Regions from separate parts of the Homo sapiens genome. Here region 1 is linked to region 2. A link is an interaction called in ENCODE POLR2A ChIA-PET data of the cell type or tissue named here. Cell type or tissue: K562. All regions are shown on one strand. Links, peaks and the distances in the headings refer to the core of each region. The heading gives the core; the rest is flanking DNA. Region 1 holds the start of LOC105372998 (a long non-coding RNA gene). Region 2 overlaps DEPDC5 (DEP domain containing 5, GATOR1 subcomplex subunit).

What was found. Peaks named below come from ENCODE experiments on the same cell type or tissue, not always from the same donor. Only the 100,000 strongest peaks of a DNase experiment are listed, where the experiment ranks them.
Region 1: POLR2A ChIA-PET joins it to region 2 with 5 read pairs; 3 of 35 experiments call an interaction of 5 or more read pairs at or near these places.

What each region holds. Positions count from the first base shown.
Region 1 is chr22:31,925,847-31,934,176 of GRCh38, reverse strand. It overlaps YWHAH-AS1 (YWHAH antisense RNA 1), which reads left to right. Exons shown (of 3, transcript NR_171018.1): 3 at 1-654. LOC105372998 (a long non-coding RNA gene) reads left to right here and starts at 4,084. Exons shown (of 3, transcript XR_001755494.2): 1 at 4,084-6,014; 2 at 6,867-7,078; 3 at 7,626-8,330. It overlaps LOC124905102 (a long non-coding RNA gene), which reads right to left and starts at 6,903. Exons shown (of 2, transcript XR_007068064.1): 1 at 6,815-6,903; 2 at 6,593-6,727. RefSeq lists a silencer at 6,867-7,067. In K562, for the core only: no CTCF peak of the experiment used is centred there; a DNase peak (open chromatin) is centred at 6,966.
Region 2 is chr22:31,770,238-31,778,567 of GRCh38, reverse strand. DEPDC5 (DEP domain containing 5, GATOR1 subcomplex subunit) reads right to left here. Exons shown (of 43, transcript NM_001242896.3): 8 at 400-469. Among named protein-coding and RNA genes, the nearest start is that of DEPDC5, 20 kb to the right of the region's middle. In K562, for the core only: no CTCF peak of the experiment used is centred there; a DNase peak (open chromatin) is centred at 3,467.

The sequences.
Region 1 (8,330 bases), core at 145-8,144, 160 kb before region 2:
AGGAAAGCTTTTGGATTCCTGCCACACCTTACATTAGCAACATCTTCTCCGAGTCCTGACAGCCAGCCTCCTGGGACACCATTCAAGCCAGCTGAATTCCGGTCACCGCTTCACCTTGGAAAGGCATCCGCAGCCCTCACCAAGCGGCCCCGTAATTGACGTCACAGCGGGGCCAGGAGCTGCCCTGTTAATATTTAATGTGGCCTTCACTGCGCAAAATGCAGCCTCTAAGAGCTGGAGGGGCCGTGCAGAGTCTCCATGGGGTTGTGAGGAGGGCACAGAAGGGAAAGGGCTTTATAAACCATAAAGCGCCCAACAGATGAGCATTCTGCCGACCCATTTCAGTCCCTGGCTTAACTCAGAAAGAGCCGGGGCTGCACATGCCTGCAGTGGGACAAGAAGACTGCTGACCAAGCCCGAACACTAAATCAATGGGGGATTAGGGGCTCCTGGGTACATTCCATTGAGACAGCGGGAGAGCAGAGCACTGGTGCCAGCCCAACCTGGACTCCACTCCAGGTTTGCCCCCTGCACAGCTGTGTGACTGGGTCAGCAAGTGCACTGCTGAGCCTCAGTCCCCCTTATCTGTGAAATGGGAATGATGCTTTCCTTGTAGCACTGCTGTGAAGATTCAATGAAACGAGTGATGCCGAAGACCTAGCTTCACCCATCGCAGGCTGTCAACACAGGCTGAGACCCTTCTCCAAAACCAGGCCTGGGACCTGAGGTTGGAGAGAGGAGACACGGGGTCCCTTCAGGCATTCACTGGGCAGAGTGATGGTGGGAGGGAAGAAGGAGCAAGGAGGCACAGGAAGGATGACCTGGGAGCCAAGCATCTCAGGTTTGGACTTTTCACCCTGGTGGGCCCACGCCAGGAGAGGTATCAGAGAGAGGATGGGTGGAGGGCCCCAGGATGGCAGAAGCAGAAGGGCCCTCATGGACAATCTCTCTGATCATCTGACCCCTTTGTTTGGCAGATGAGCATCTGGGAGGGAGTAAACCATGCCAGGGGCTCACATGGCACAGCTGGGGTCTGACTGGCCTGCAGCCCTCTGGGGCTTCATCAGCTAGGGTTTATCCAAGGCCACATGCCTAGTCCGGGAGGCAGATGTGTTGGAAGACATGATGCAATGGCCCCATTCCTGGTGGTGACCTCCACTTCTTTGGCCAGGACAATAGGAGGAACCTCATCCCCCGCCCCTTCCTGGTCTCCCTCCAGTCTATTTTCCCACGAATCCTGGGAGCTTCCCAAAACGTAAATCTGACCTTGTCCTCGCCCTGCTTAAAACCTTTCCATGATCCCACACTTAAGGTCTCCAGAGAAAATACAGGAGGCTCAGTTAAAACTGAATTTCAAGCTGGGTATGGTGGCACACACCCGTAGTGCTACTCAACAGGCTGAGGCAGGAAGATTGCTTGAGGCCAGGAGTTTGAGGCCAGCCTGGGCAACATAATGTGACCCTGTCTTAAAAACAAAACAAAACAAAAAGAAAAACAAAAAAACCCCTGAATTTCAGACAAACAATGAATAATATTTTAGTATAGGAATGTCCCAGAAATTGCATACACATACTACAGAAATTATTTGTTGTTCATATGAAATCCAAATTTAACAGGACAACCTGTATTTTAATTTGCTAAATCTGGTGTTCCTACATACATTGCCCTCAGGAAAAAGGACAAAGCCTTTTTTTTCTTCCTTTCTCTTTGAGACGGAGTCTCAAAAGCCTGTCGCCCAGGCTGGAGTGCAGTGACACCATCTCAGCTCACTGCAAGCTCTGCCTCCCAGGTTTAAGCGTTTCTCCTGCCTCAGCCTCTTGAGTAGCTGAGACTACAGGCATGCACCACCATGCCCAACTAATGTTTGTATTTATAGTGGAGACAGAATTTCACCATGTTAGCCAGGCTGGTCTCGAACTCCTGGCCTCAAGTGATCTGCTTGCCTTGGCCTCCCAAAGTGCTGGGATTACAGGTGTGAGCCACCGCGCCTGGCCAGGAAAAAGGACGAAGTCTTTAGTTAGCCCATGAGACCAGTTTGGCCCTGAGCTCATCCCTCCACTCTCTTCCACATGGACCCTCTGCTTTAGACACAGCTCATTGCCTTTACTTGAGAAACTCAAGCCCTCCCTCCCCTCTGTCCTTTGCAGATGTCCTTTCATTGGAACCCTCTTGGTATCATCTCCTCCTCCCAGTGCCCCACTGTGCTTGACCTGACTCATCCTCAGGCCTCTGAAGCATCATCACTTCAAGACCTGTGTTGTGTCTCCTCTGGATCCTCACAGTGCCTCTGTCTGTCCCGTTCACGTGGCGTATGTAGGGGTTCAGCAAACATTTGTTGCACTGAATTACTAAATTCCACAGCCGCTTATACTTTTCCTATCAACAGTTTCCCCTCCTTCAGCCAAATCCTATGTGCCCCTCAAAGCCCTGTTGGAACCCCATCTCCTCCAGGCCTTCCCTGAGCCCCACAGTCCTCCCAGCTCTTTTCTTCTGAGATGCATCTGGTATGTCTCAGTCACATCCGGGGCAGCAAGCAATCTTTTTATCCCATAAGCTTGGCAAGATCAGCAACCCTCAGACTCCCCAGCTATGACCTGTGGTGCTGAGCACTGTGCCTTCCTGCCAGACAGTGCTCAACAAACGCTGGTGAGCTTGGGGGAAGCCAAGCTGAGCTCCTGTGTTGGCCTCTCCTCCCTGCCACTGGCCAATAACCAAAATCCTAACCCAGCCTTGAAGCAAAGCATCTTACATCCTGTATTCCTATAAGGAGCCAGGGAGACATCCTTAGTTCCCACTTTACAGGACAGGAAACTAAGGGAGTAGAGGAACCCATTTGTATTAGCCAGGGTTCTCTAGAGGGACATAATTAATGGCATATATATATATATGTGTATATGTGTATATATATGTATATATATGGGTGTATGTATATATATGTGTGTATATATATATATAAAGGGGAGTTTATTACATATTAACTCACACGATCACAAGGTCCCACAATAGGCCGTCTGCAGGCTGAGGAGCAAGAAGAGCCAGTCCCAGTTTCAAAACTGAGGAACTTGGAGTCCGATGTTCGAGGGCAGGAAGCATCCAGCACATGAGAAAGATGTAGGCTGGGAGGCTAGACCAGTCTCTCTTTTACATTTTTTCTGCCTGTTTACATTCTAGCAGCACTGGCAGCTGATTAGATGGTGCCCACCCAGGTTAAAGGTGGGTCTGCCTTTCCCAGCCCACTGAGTCAAATGTTAATATCCTTTAGCAACACTCTCACAGACACACCCAGGATCAATACTTTGTATTCTTCAGTCCAATCAAGTTGACACTCAGTATCAACCATCACACCATTGTTCAAGGCTCAGGTCTCTGGATGCCATCCTAACCCAGGGTCTTTGCAGGTGCTTTTCCTCTGCCCGGAACACTCTTCCCAGAGATCTCGACATGGATGATGTCGCAGATTAAAGATGGCCACATAGGCCAGGCATGGTGGCTGACACCTGTAATCCCAGCACTTTGGGAGGCCAAGGCAGGAAGACAGCCCCAGGCATAAGTTCAAGACCAGTCTGGGCATCATAGTGAGACCCCCATTGCTACAAAAAATAAGAAAAAAATAGCCAGGCAGGGTGGCACACTCCTGTAGTCCCAGCTACTCAGGAGGCTCAGGTGGGAGGATCGCTTGAGATGAGGAGTTTGAGGATGCAGTGAACTATGATTGTGTTGCTATAGTCCTGCCTGGGCAACAGGGCAAGATAGCGTCTTGCTGGTGTTGTGGTGCATGCCTACTCAGGAGGCCAAGGCAGGAGGATTGTTTGAGCCTGGGAGCTTGAGGATGCAGTGAGCTATGATCGTGCCAGTGTACTCCAGCGTGGGCAATGGAGTGAGACCCTGTCTCAAAAAATTAAAAAAAAAAGATTTCATACTAATCACAACTTTGGTACACCTCGAAATCATTTTTGTTACTCTCTGCAATATGGATCATGTCTCTTTTTATATAAAATATAATATGTATACATTTATAAATTTATAAAATACAAAGATGGAGTTTCACCATGTTGGCCAGGCTGGTCTTGAACTCCTGGCCTCAAATGATCTGCCCACCCTGGCCTCCCAAAGTTCTGGGATTACAGGTGTGAGCCTCCACGCCCGGCTGATCATGTCTCATAAATAAGGCCACAAATACTTTGCTGCTCCCCTCACATCAAGAAGTGGCATCCCTTTCCTTGCCCTTTGGATCTGGGCTGGGCTTGTGACTTGCTCTGACAACAGAATGTGGCAGAAGTGACCCTTTATGAGTTCAGGAGCTTAGGCCGCAAGAGATCTTGCAAGCTTGTGCCTTCCCCCTCTTGGAATGCTGCTCCTAGACCACCACATAAGGCAGCTGGTCTACCAGCGGGAGGATGGGAGGCCACGTGATAGGGATCTGAGACACCCCAGCCAACAGCCAGCACCAACCACCAGATGTGTGTGAGAGGCCTTCTTGGACCTTCCAGCTCAGCTGTGACTCCAGCTGAATGCAGCTGCATGTGTGACCAGGAGAAACGGGCAGAGGAACCACTCAGGCCAGCCAGACTCATAAAAAATAACAAATGGTTGTTGTAAGCCACTAGGTTTGGGGGTTTGTTAGGTGGCTATAGATAACCAAGACAACTGCCTCCTCCTCATTCAGGTGCCTGCTCCCTTCCCCTTCAGTCCCTTCCCTCCCCCCTCAAACCCCCACCAATTGCTGTTTATGCCGTTATCCTGTTTCATCCTGTCCAAGGCATTTATCACTGTCTGAAACCATGATGTATTCACTTATGGACCTGCAGTGCATTTCCGCCACGAGGCTGCAGTTTCCATGAGGGCAGGGGCCAGAATGGTTTGTTCCCTACCATCTCCCTTGAGCCTGTGTGTGTGGTGTCTGGCACAGAGAAGCTGTGTAATTGTTGATGGAGAGATTGTGTGCCTGCCCCTTGCTGCTGTGGTGCTTGGGGGAGCAGCGTGGCAGGTGGGAACTCCTGCCTGGTTGTGTCTTCCAAAACCGGTGCCCTTGGGAGGGCAGGAGGGCAGGCCAGGTGTCTGGGCTGTGTTTCAGGGGCAAGAGCTTCAGGGAGCCCAAGTTGAGTAGGAAGAAAAGGAAACTGCCAAAATGTTCATTTTCAGCAGGGGCTTAGATTCAGGCCAAGGAAGTTACTGGGGCTTCTCTCCACCAGGTCAGCTGCAAATTACCAGCAGCCCAGCCACGCCCTTCTGTAAGATCACCAAGCTGAGAAACTGGGCAATGGGAGAGAGTGTTGGGGACACTGAGTCACTTCCCAGGGGCCAACTATTTCCAAGTCCCTCAGAGTCCTCAGAGTCTGCTTTTTCCAGTGCCAAGGAATTGGTCCAGTAGCCACAGCTTCAGTTGAGGAAAAAATGCATACCCAAGAGAAAAAGAATCAGCTCCAGGGTGCCTTTTTCTTTTCTTTTCTTTTTTTTTTTTTTTTTGAGACGGAGTCTCATTCTGTCACCCAAGCTTGAGTGCAGTGGCGTGATCTCAGCTTACTGCAACCTCCGCCTCCCGGGTTCAAGGGATTCTCCTGCCTCAGCCTCCTGAGTAACTGGGATTACAGGCATGCACCACCACTCCTGGCTAATTTTTGTATTTTTAGTAGAGACAGGATTTCACCATGTTGGTCAGGCTGGTCTCGAACTCCTGACCTTGTGATCCACCCATCTCAGCCTACCAAACTGCTGGGATTACAGGAGTGATTCCAGGTGCCTCTTTTAGCTATCATTCTGCATTCTGTGGGAACAGAGAGAGCATCACCGTAGTTCAAGCCAGGCTCCTTTAGGTTAGGTGGACTTGTGTTGGTATTATGTCTCCATGACTGTGTGACCTTGGGGATGCGGCTTGACCTTCCTGAGCACCAGTTTCTGCATCTATTAGGAGTGGACAGTGAAGACCGAACTCCTAAGGTTGTGATGAGAATTCAATGAGAACATGCATGCCCAGCACAGCTTCAAGCACACAGAAACAGTAAAACCGATTGCAGGTAAGCTTGTGAGTACTTCTTCACCTGTTGGCAAATGGGGGTTGAGGGGAAGAGCAAGGTTTGCAGTTAAAAACAGACCCTTCCTGGAGACCAGGGTCACATTGAGGGGTTGCCTGGCTGAGACTAGGGCTATGGTATGAACCCTTGGTCCACAACGGACTGCCTGATTCTAACTGGCTTCTGTAACAGAGGAGACCACTCAGAGAAGCCCTCAGAGGGCCTCCAACCCTCCTGGAACCCCCCTGGTATAGATAGGTCAGTGGTTTGGAAGGTAGACCTCTGACAAGGATTCAGAAGGCCTGGGTTAAAGGCCCGGCTCTGGCACTAATGTGCTGTGTGTCATGGAACAAATAATTTGCCTTCTCTGGGCTCTAGTGTCCTCATCTATAAAATGGGTCATTAATCTCTGACTTACCGAACTCATAGGGTTGTTGAGATGATGAGATAATTTAGATGAAAGACTGCTTTGAAATGCATTTGCTGTTTGGTGAATAAAAAGGGGATAGATATTAAAACTGAGAGGACCCCTGGATTCTCTAGCAAAGCCCCTCTAAAGCCTTTAAACCAGGCAATATAAATACGAGTTCAAACCCTGGCCTTTATTAGTAACTTGCACGACTTTGGGCGAATGAGTTAAACTCTGGCACTGCTAGTGGTGTGATTTTTCTTCTGAGGGAGACAGGACCCATGGAGCAAGAAAAGGCTGGAAGAAGCTGCAAGATACAGGGTAGACAAGATGAGGAGGAGAAGCCCGCCAGCCTCCAAAACCCCTGGGCAACTGGTGGCGGGGAGGTTCCCACCTGACTGTGAGCTTAGGTGGGGGCTACCTGTTCCCCTTTCCATCCCCCACAGGCAGTTCTCTGGATCTCAGCCCACCCCAGGTAGATGGTGACTCAAGTTGTTCTGCAGAGACTGGTCCCCCTGCCTCTGTTGCCATGGCACTGCAGCACAGCCTGGCCAATCAGGAAGGAGATGAGTATCTGAGTCTCTGTTGCTAAAGCTGGAGCAGGACACCTAGCCAATGGGAAGGGCAGCAGAGTGGAGCCACCATGGAAACCTAAGCAGTGAGGTTCAAACCATGTTTTTTGTCTCTATGTCTCATTTTCAGGGGGTGGGCTGGGTTTTCTGCATTCCTTTTTTTTTTTTTTTTTTTGCAAAGAGCATCTTGCAACCCCAGGAGGATATTCAGGAGTCACGACTGGGTGCATGACAAGAGGCATCTTTAAAGAGTCAGAAAGGACTCCAACTCAGCAGGGCACAGCTTCAGATGAATTATTCCCCCAGATGCTCAGCATCACCTGTGTCTATGATCTTAGCTCATCGCCACAGCTCTACCTAGCCCCACTGTCCTAGGAAATAACTGCAGGCTGCAGAAGAATCCCCACCCCCAAAGTAAGAAAAGGAATGTGGGGTCACCTCCTTATGCCCAATAGCTTTGTGGCTTTGGACAAACTCCTTAACCTCTCTTCCTGTAGGCAAGGTAGTAGAGTAGCATAGAGACATGGGTCAGACACGGGGGCTGCCCCAGTGTAAAATTAGAAGATTGGGAAAATGGGCTCTGTGATTCCTTTCAGATCTCACATTCTAGACTTGATGATTTTTCACCTTCAGGCTCTGGATAAAGTGGATCTACAAGAAATAACTTCCCAAGGAGGAGTCCTGTAAATAGCATGAGTGGACAAATACGACTCAGGCTGCTTTTTGCCATGAAATTGCCAGACAAGGAGGGATGTCTGTTTCAGAGTCCTGGGCCAGGGGAGTGAAATCACACAGTTACCTGCATGCAGAGCCCAGAGTAGAAGACCTAGCTCCCTTTACCCTGCAACATGCAATCTTCTTAAACCAGTCTTCTTATCCTTGGGTGGGCAGTCAGGGAGCTGTGCACGCCCACACCTCCAACACCCTTTATTTTGCAAACATGGGCATAAAAACAACTGCAAGGGAAAATGTGTCCCACCCCTTCCCCACTCCCTTCTGGCTTTCTCTCTGTTGCCTGGCAACAGTTTTATCCAGAAACCTGGGTGTCATCCTAGATAACTCCCTCACCCTTATCCTTCCCACAAAACCCATGGCCCAATCATGTCCATTTTATCTCCTAAATGGCCCTCAAGTCCATCCACTCCTCCCCTCCCCCCATCACCTCCCCAGTCCAAGGTTCCATCATGAATTTCCTGGACATCTACATTGGCTTCCCACAGGCCTCCGGCTTTCACACTTGCTCATCCCATCCCCCGCTTCCATCTTCTGTAACCACAGCCAAAATAATCTCTTAAAAATACAAATCTGATCCTGTCACCTGCTCCTTGCTTAGAACCT
Region 2 (8,330 bases), core at 181-8,180:
CTTGATATTACATGTGGGCAAAGAGTAGCTGTCAAGAGCTTAGCAGATTTTTGTTTGTTTGTGTTTTTTGTTTGTTTTTGAGATGGGGTCTTGCTCTGTTGCCCAGGCTGGAGTGCAGTGATGCAATCATGACCCACTGCAGCTTCGAACTCCTAGGATCCCGGTAATTCTTCCACCTCAGCTTCCTGAATAGCTGGGACCAGAGGTACCCATCACCATGCCTGGCTAATTTTTGTACAGGTGGGTCTCTCCATGTTGCCCAGGCTTGTCTTGAACTCCTGGGATAAAGCAATCTGCCCACCTTGGTGTCCTGCCCCGCCCTTGTTTTATTTTTGATTTTAGGACTTAGCCATAATAGTATGGAGAGATAAAACCAAAAAAGCATTTTATAAATCTTACCCTGGTATCTTCACTGATGTAGCCACACATGACCTTCTCATTCTTAACCCACAGTTCACCAGCCTGTGCTCTGAAAGAATACACACACAAGTTATTACAAGTCTTACATGAAACCAATACATGCCTGGTGCAATAGCTCACGCCTGTAATCCCAGCACTTTGGGAAGCCAAGGCGGGCGAATTACCTGAGGTCAGGACTTCGAGACCAGCCTGGACAACATGGTGAAACCCCATCTATACTAAAAATCCAAAATTTAGCCGGGCATGGTGACACATGCCTGTAGTCCCAGCTACTCAGGAGGCTAAGGCAGGAGAACTGCTTGAAGTCACGAGGCAGAGGTTGTAGTGAGCCAACATCATGCCACTGCACTCCATCCTAGGCAACAGAGTGAGATTCCGTCTCAAAAAATAAAAATAAAACAAACCAAAAAGAAATAGGGGCAACTTCAGGTGGCTCTGCTACTTATACTCAAATGACCTAACTGGTTACAGATTTCCAGAGAACTCCGTGAACAGATTATCCAATATAAAGAACTCTCATACTATACTGAATATGAACAGGGGCTCTTAATCTGGGAGTCCACATATAGGTCTAAAGAAGGGCTTCTTGGCCAGGCATGGTGGCTCACGCCTGTAATCCCAGCACTTTGGGAGGCCACGGAGGGCAGATCACGAGGTCAGGAGTTCGAGATCAGCCTGACCAACATGGTGAAATGATGTCTCTACTAAAAAAAAAAAAAATTAGCTGGGCGTGGTGGCATGCGCCTGTAATCTCAGCTACTCAGGACGCTGAGGCAGGAGAATCACTTGAACCCAGGAGGTGGAAGTTGCAGTGAGCTGAGATCGTGCCACTGCACTCCAGCCTGGGCGACAGAGCGAGACTGTCTCAAAAAAAAAAAAAAAACTTAGGGCCAGGTGCAGTGGTTCATGCCTATAATCCCAACACGTTGAGAGGCTGAGGCGGGTGAATCACCTGAGGTCAGGAGTTCGAGACCACCCTGGCCAACACAGCGAAACCCCATCCCTACTAAAAATACAAAAATTAGCTGGGCATGGTGGCACCTATAGACCCAGCTACTTAGGGAGGCTTAGGCAGGAGAACCGTTTGAACCCAGGAGGCGGAGGTTTCAGTGAGCCGAGATCGCACCACTGCACTCCAGCCTGGGCAACAGAGCGAGACTCTGTCTCAAAAAAAAAAATAATAATAATTAACTAATAGCAACTTGGTATTACATTTTTGGGAATGATGTTTTTTCCTCCATGCATTTTTGAGGGCAAGAAGTAGATAGTACGAGAATGGGTGCAGTGGCTCATGCCTGTAATCCCAGCACTTTGGGAGGCCAAGGCAGGTGGATCACCTGAGGTCAGGAGTTCAAGACCAGCCTGGCCAATATGGTGAAACCCCCTCTCTACTAAAAATACAAAAAATTAAATGGGCATGGTGGTGGGTACCTATAATCTCAGCTTCTCAGGAAGCTGAGGCAGAATCACTTGAACCCCGGAGGCAGAGATTGCAGTAAGCCAAGATCGTGTTATTGCACTCCAGCCTGGGCAACAAGAGCACAACTCAGCCTCAAAAAAAAAAAAAAAAAAAAAGTGAATAGTACAGTAGAAAAAGTAAAGCATGGCTTTCAGACTTGACTGGCCTGAAGAGAAACTGGTCTAGGCAAGAATCCCAGCTGAGTGACACTTACTACGTGAATGGCCATAGTAAATTCATGAGGTTCAGTGGCATTATCTTTAAAAATGAGACAATGGGCCGGGCACGGTGACTCACACCTATAATCACAACACTTTGGAAGGCCAAGGTTGGCAGATTGCTTGAGCCCAGGAGCTTGAGACCAGCCTAGGTAGCATAGTGAGACCCTGTCGCTATAAAAAATACAAAAAATTAGGCAGGTATGGTGGCACATGCTGTAGTCCCAGCTACCTAGGAGGCTGAGGTAGGAGGATCGCTTGGGCCTCACAGGTCAAGGCTGTAGTGAGCTGTGATCGCACCACTGCACTCCAGTCTGGGCAACAGAGTGAGACTATTGCAAAAAACAAAACAAAAAAACAAACAAAACAAAAGAGACAATGAAGCCTACGCCTTACAGAGCTGCTTTCACTTTTTTTTTTTTTTTTTTTTGAGATGTAGTCTCGCTCTGTCGCCCAGTCTGGAGTGCAGTGGTGCGATCTCAGCTCACTGCAACCTCTGACTCCCTGGTTCAAGCGATTCTCCTGCCTCAGCCTCCCGAGTAGCTGGGATTACAGGCACGTGCCACCATGCCCAGCTAATTTTTTATATTTTTAGTAGAGATGAGGTTTCACCATGTTGGCCAGGCTGGTCTCGAACTCCTGACCTTGTGATCCGCCCGCCTTGGCCTCCCAAACTGCTGGGTTTACAGGTGTGAGCCACTGTGCCCAGCCTTCTACAGAGCTGTTTTCAAATTAAACCAGATAATGTGGGGAAACTGTTCAGGACAGTGTGAGGATAGGGCGTGCTCAATTAGTTTACTAGCAAGAACTAGAACTACAGCAGGTATTAACACAAAATGCTATCCTGGAGAGAAAGTGGTAGCTATTAGCTGAGCACCGTGTAATCAATCATCCCTCAACCAACCACCTCAAGCCCTTATCTTCTACCAATTTCACTCTTTCTCCCAACCTGCCTCACCTAAGCAATCAGTCCTCATAAAAAAGGAAGACAAAGGCCAGGTGCAGTGGCTCACATCTGTAATCCCAACACTTTGGGAGGCCGAGGTGGGTGGATCATGAAGTCAGGAGTTTGACACCAGCCTGGCCAACATGGTGAAACCCTGTCTTTACTAAAAACACAAAAATTAGCCAGGCGTGGTGGCAGGTGCCTGTAATCCCAGCTACTCGGGAGGCTGAGGCAGGAGAATTGCTTGAACCTGGGAGGCAGAGGTTGCAATGAGCTCAGATCGCACCATTGCACTCCAGCCTGGGCAACAAGAGTAAAACTCTGTCTCAAAAAAAAAAAAGGAAGGAAGACAAAATCAGATAAAAGCCAGGAAAATGCTGTGTACCATGAGTCATAGTTCAGGCTACCTAGGAAATGCTGGACAATCAATCAATCCCTCTGGGTCTACCCCATGCCAAAATGAAGAAGGCTGGACCAGGCCCATGGCTTATACCAAGTGGGATGCTTTTTCATACTCCTTTGCCCAGTTACGTCTGTGAATGAACAAGTGTCACAAGCCTGACCTCAGAAGAGACTTGTATTTCTTTAATATTGTAATAAGGAGGTCAGGCACGGTGGCTCATGCCTGTAATCCTAGCACCTTGGGAGGCCGAGGTGGGTGGATCACGAGGTCAAGAGATCGAGACCATCCTGGCCAACGTGGTAAAACCCCGTATCTACTATCTTGCTATGTTGCCCAGGGTGGCCTCAAATTCTTGGGCTTGAGCGATTCTCCCACCTCAGACTCCCAAGTAGGTGAAACTACAGGCACAAGCAGCCACACCCAGCTAATTTTTTTGTATTTTCAGTAAAGACGGGGTTTCACCATGTTGTCTAGGCTGGTCTTGAACTCCCAGACTCAAGCAATCTGCCCACTTAAGCCTCTCAAAGTGCTGGGATTACAGGCATGAGCCACCGCACCCAGCCAGCTCTGCTTATAATCGTCAGAACCCCACATTCACAGGACCTCTAAAACAAGCTTGGTGTGGCTGGAGGTGGTGGCTCACGCCTGTAATCCCATCACTTTGGGAGGCCGAGGCAGGCAGATTACCTGAGGTCGGGAGTTCAAGACCAGCCTGAAAAACATGGTGAAACCCCATCTCTACTAAAAACACAAAATTAGCCAGGCATGGTGGCGGGTGCCTGTGATCCCAGCTACTTGAGAGGCTGAGGCAGGAGAATTGCTTGAGCCTGGGAGGCAGAGGTTGCAGAGCCAAGATCACGCCACTGCACTGCAGCCTAGGTGACAGAGTGAGACTCGTCTCAAAAAAAAAAAAAAAAGTTACAATGTGATCCAACAGGCTAGGGTTTAAGGTCATTATTTTTTAAAAGCAAAATGTTAGTCAACAGGAGACAAGATTTTGCTACTATATATATATTTTTTGTTGTTGTTGTTGTTTTGTTTTGTTTTTTTGAGACAGGGTTTCGTTCTTGTTGCCCAGGGTGGAGTGCAATGGCACGATCTCGGCTCACCACAACCTCTGCCTCCCAGGTTCAAGCAATTCTCCTGCCTCAGCCTCCCGAGTAGCTGGGATTACAGGAGCCTGCCATCATGCTCAGCTAATTTTGTATTTTTAGTAGAGACAGGGTTTCACCATGTTCGCCAGGCTGGTCATGAACCCCTGACCTCAGGTAATCCACCCACCTTGGCCTCCCAAAGTGCTGGGATTATAGGCGTGAGCCACCACACCCGGCTCATGTGTTCTTAACTATGTAACTATTACCAGATTGAAAGTTAAATTGCAGGGAAATTATTTGACCATTTGTAATGACTTTAACTATACAAATGACTATACTTTATTTTTCTCACAGGAGGCCCACAGCATCTTTTTTCTCAGGCATTCACGAAGTCAGCAAAAGAAAGTAACCTTTGATCCAGTGTAGAAATACTGTAAGTCTTCTGGAGAAAAGATAGAAGACTGTAGTTTACATTTAACCAAGCCTGAGCAAAATATCAGGACAGATCTTTAAAAGTCTAAAAGAGGCCAGCTGCGGTGGCTCATACCTGTAATCCCAGCACTCTAGGGGGCTGAGCCAAGAGGATCGTTTGAGCCCAGGAGTTGGAAACCAGCCTGAGGAACATAGTGAGACCCTGTCTCTACCATAATGAAACAAAAACAAAAACAAAAAAAGAGCCAGGCATGCTGGCACGCACTTGTAGTCCTAGCTACTCAGGAGGCTGAGGTGGGAGTATTGCTTGGGCCTAGGAGGTTGAGGCTGTAGTGAGGCATGATGGCACAACTGCATTCCAGCCTGGGCGATAGAGGAAGCCCATCTCAGAAATAAATATATAAAAATAAAGTTAAAAAGTGACAATCTGTCAGGGTTTTCTTTTCTCCATCTAGAACTGTGTGTATGAGGGTATTTACATAGAGAAACAAAGAACTTAAAAAAGAAAGAGATCAGCCAGGCGTGGTGACTTACATCTGTAATCTCATCACTTTTGGAGGCCAACGTGTGCAGATCACTTGAGGCCAGGAGTTCGACACCAGCCTGGCCAACATGGCAAGACCCCGTGTCTACTAAAAAAACAAAAATTAGCTGGGCATAGTGGTGCATTCCTGTAGTCCCAGCTATTCAGGAGGCTGAGGTAGGAGAATCACTTGAAACCAGGAGGCAGAGGTTGCAGTGGGGAGATATCATGCTACTACACTCCAGCCTAGGCAACAGAGAAAGACTCTGTCTCAGAAATAATATATATAATATATATATAATTTAAAAATAAAAGAGGAAGCAATAGAAAAAAAAATGAGAGAGATCTGAATAGGTTTCCAAACCGAGGCTGGCAAACTACATACAGCCTTCAAGCCAATTCTCGCCTATCTCCTGTTTTCATATGGCCCATAGCTAAGAATGGCTGTTACATTTTTAAATGGTCGAAACACACAGAATATGCAATAGACCTGAGATCTATTGCTACTCACAAAGTCTAAAATATTTATTAACTGGTCCTTGACAGAAGAATATTCTAAACCAACTACTCCATTTTGCAGATGTGAAGACTAAGGGTTTACCGAAGTTACCCAACATCACTCGAACCACTAATCACAGTGATGGCTAAACACTGGCTCTGCAGATACAGATCCAGGCTTCCTGACCCTGGATACCCATCCAGTAGAGATCTGCTGATACTGGAGGCATAAACCTTGGTTACATTTTTTGTGCTGCTTGAGATTTAGTCACTTCTTGGGTTGTGCTTTAGTTGCTTGGATGTTTTAAAGAACACTGACCCGCTAACAAATTTTTGTTTGTTTTCAAAGATGGGATCTCACTCTGTTGCCCAGGCTGGAGTACAATAATGCAATAATAGCTCACTGCAGCATCGACCTGTGCTTCAGTGCTCCTCCAACCTGTTTCCCAAGTACCTCAAACTAGAGGAGCCCTGACACCAACCCCCGTTCTTTTTTTTATTGTTATTTTAGCCAGAGTCTGACTCTGTCACCCAGGCTAGAAGGCAGCAGAATGATCAAGGCTCACTACAGCCTTGAACCTCCCTGGATTTAGGTGATCCTTCCACCTCAGCCTCCCAAGTAACTGGGACTACAAGCGCCACCATGACCAGCTAATTTTTGTATTTTTTTGTAGGGATGGGGTTTCAGCATATTGCCAGGTTGGTCTTGAACTCCCAGGCTCAAGCAAACTACCCACCTCAGCCTTCCAAAGTGCTGGGATTAGAGGCATGAGCCACTGCACCTAGTCCTAACTGTGTGTGTGTGTGTGTGTGTGTGTGTGTGTGTGTGTGTGTGTGTGTGTGTGTGTGTGTGTGTGTGACGGAGTCTTGCTCTGTCACCAGGCTAGAGTGCAGTGGTGTGATCTCGGCTCACTGCAACCTCTGACTCCCTGGTTCAAGCGATTCTCCTGCCTCAGCCTCCCGAGTAGCTGGGACTACAGGCACAGGCCACCACACCCAGCTGATTTTTGTATTTTTAGTAGAGATGGGGTTTCACCATGTTACCCAGGATGGTCTCGATCTCCTGATCTCGTGATCTGCCTGCCTCAGTCTCCCAAAGTGCTGGGATTACAGGTGTGAGCCAACCAGCAATTTTTTAAAAATTACTATTTCTGTAGAGATGAGGTCTTACTATGTTGTCCAGGCTGGTTTGAACTCCTGGCCTCAAGTGATCCTCACGCCATAGCCATTTTACCTGGCTCCCCACAACAAGTTTCAAAATACCCTTTTTGGGAGAAAAAATGAAGCCTCTATCCTTTCTTTCTTTTTAGGATCAGTATTTCATTCTGGTCAAATAGACCTAGTTGATGATGAAAAATTATTTACAGAAGGATTCTGGCTAATAAATGTAGAAGGGATGACTTAATTAAAAAATCACCAAAAAAAGGAAAGAAAATCACCATCTTACAACAATCCTCAATGGATGAAACCATTAGGTGAAAAGTTGATGGGGGCCGCGTGCGGTGGCTCAACGCCTATAATCCCAGTGCTTTGGGAGGCTGAGGAGGCGGGATCACCTGAGATCAGGAGTTTGAGACCAGCCTGGCCAACATGGTGAAACCCCATCTCCACTGAAAATACAAAAATTAGCCGGGCATGGTGGCACGTGCCTGTAGTTCAGGAGGCCCAGGCAGAATAATTGCTTGAACCTGGGAGGCAGAGGTTGCAGTGAGACAAGATCACACCACTGCACTCCAGCCTGGGCGACAGAGTGAGACTTTGTCTCAAAAAAAAAAAAAAAAAAGAAAAGTAGATGGGGATCTTTATAACGAGGGACTACACTGCACCCTGTGACCCCACTGAACAAGCTTAGGATCACCACAAGTCAGTTAACAAGACAAATATGCCGGGTGAGGTAGCTCACACCTGTAATCCCAGCACTTTGGGAGTCGAAGGTGGGCAGATCACGAGGTCAGGAGTTCGAGACCAGCCTGACCAACATGGTGAAACTCCGTCTCTACTAAAAATACAAAAAAAAAAAAAAAAAATTAGCTACGTGTGGTGGTGGGTAACTGTAATTCCAGCAACTCACGAGGCTGAGGCAGGATAATTGCTTGAAATCAGGAGGTAGAGGCTGCAGTCAGCCAAGGTCCCACCACTGCACTCCAGCCTGGGTGACAGAGCAAGACTCTGTCTCAGAAAAAAAAAAACAAAAAAACAAGACATAAATATGATTGTGTGTACACAGTAAATTTCAGGAAAGAAACAAGTTGTTTCTGGGGAGAGGAATGTATATTTCATGAGATACCTTTCTGAATTATTTGAATGCTTAATTATGTGCATGTTGTACTTTTTTTT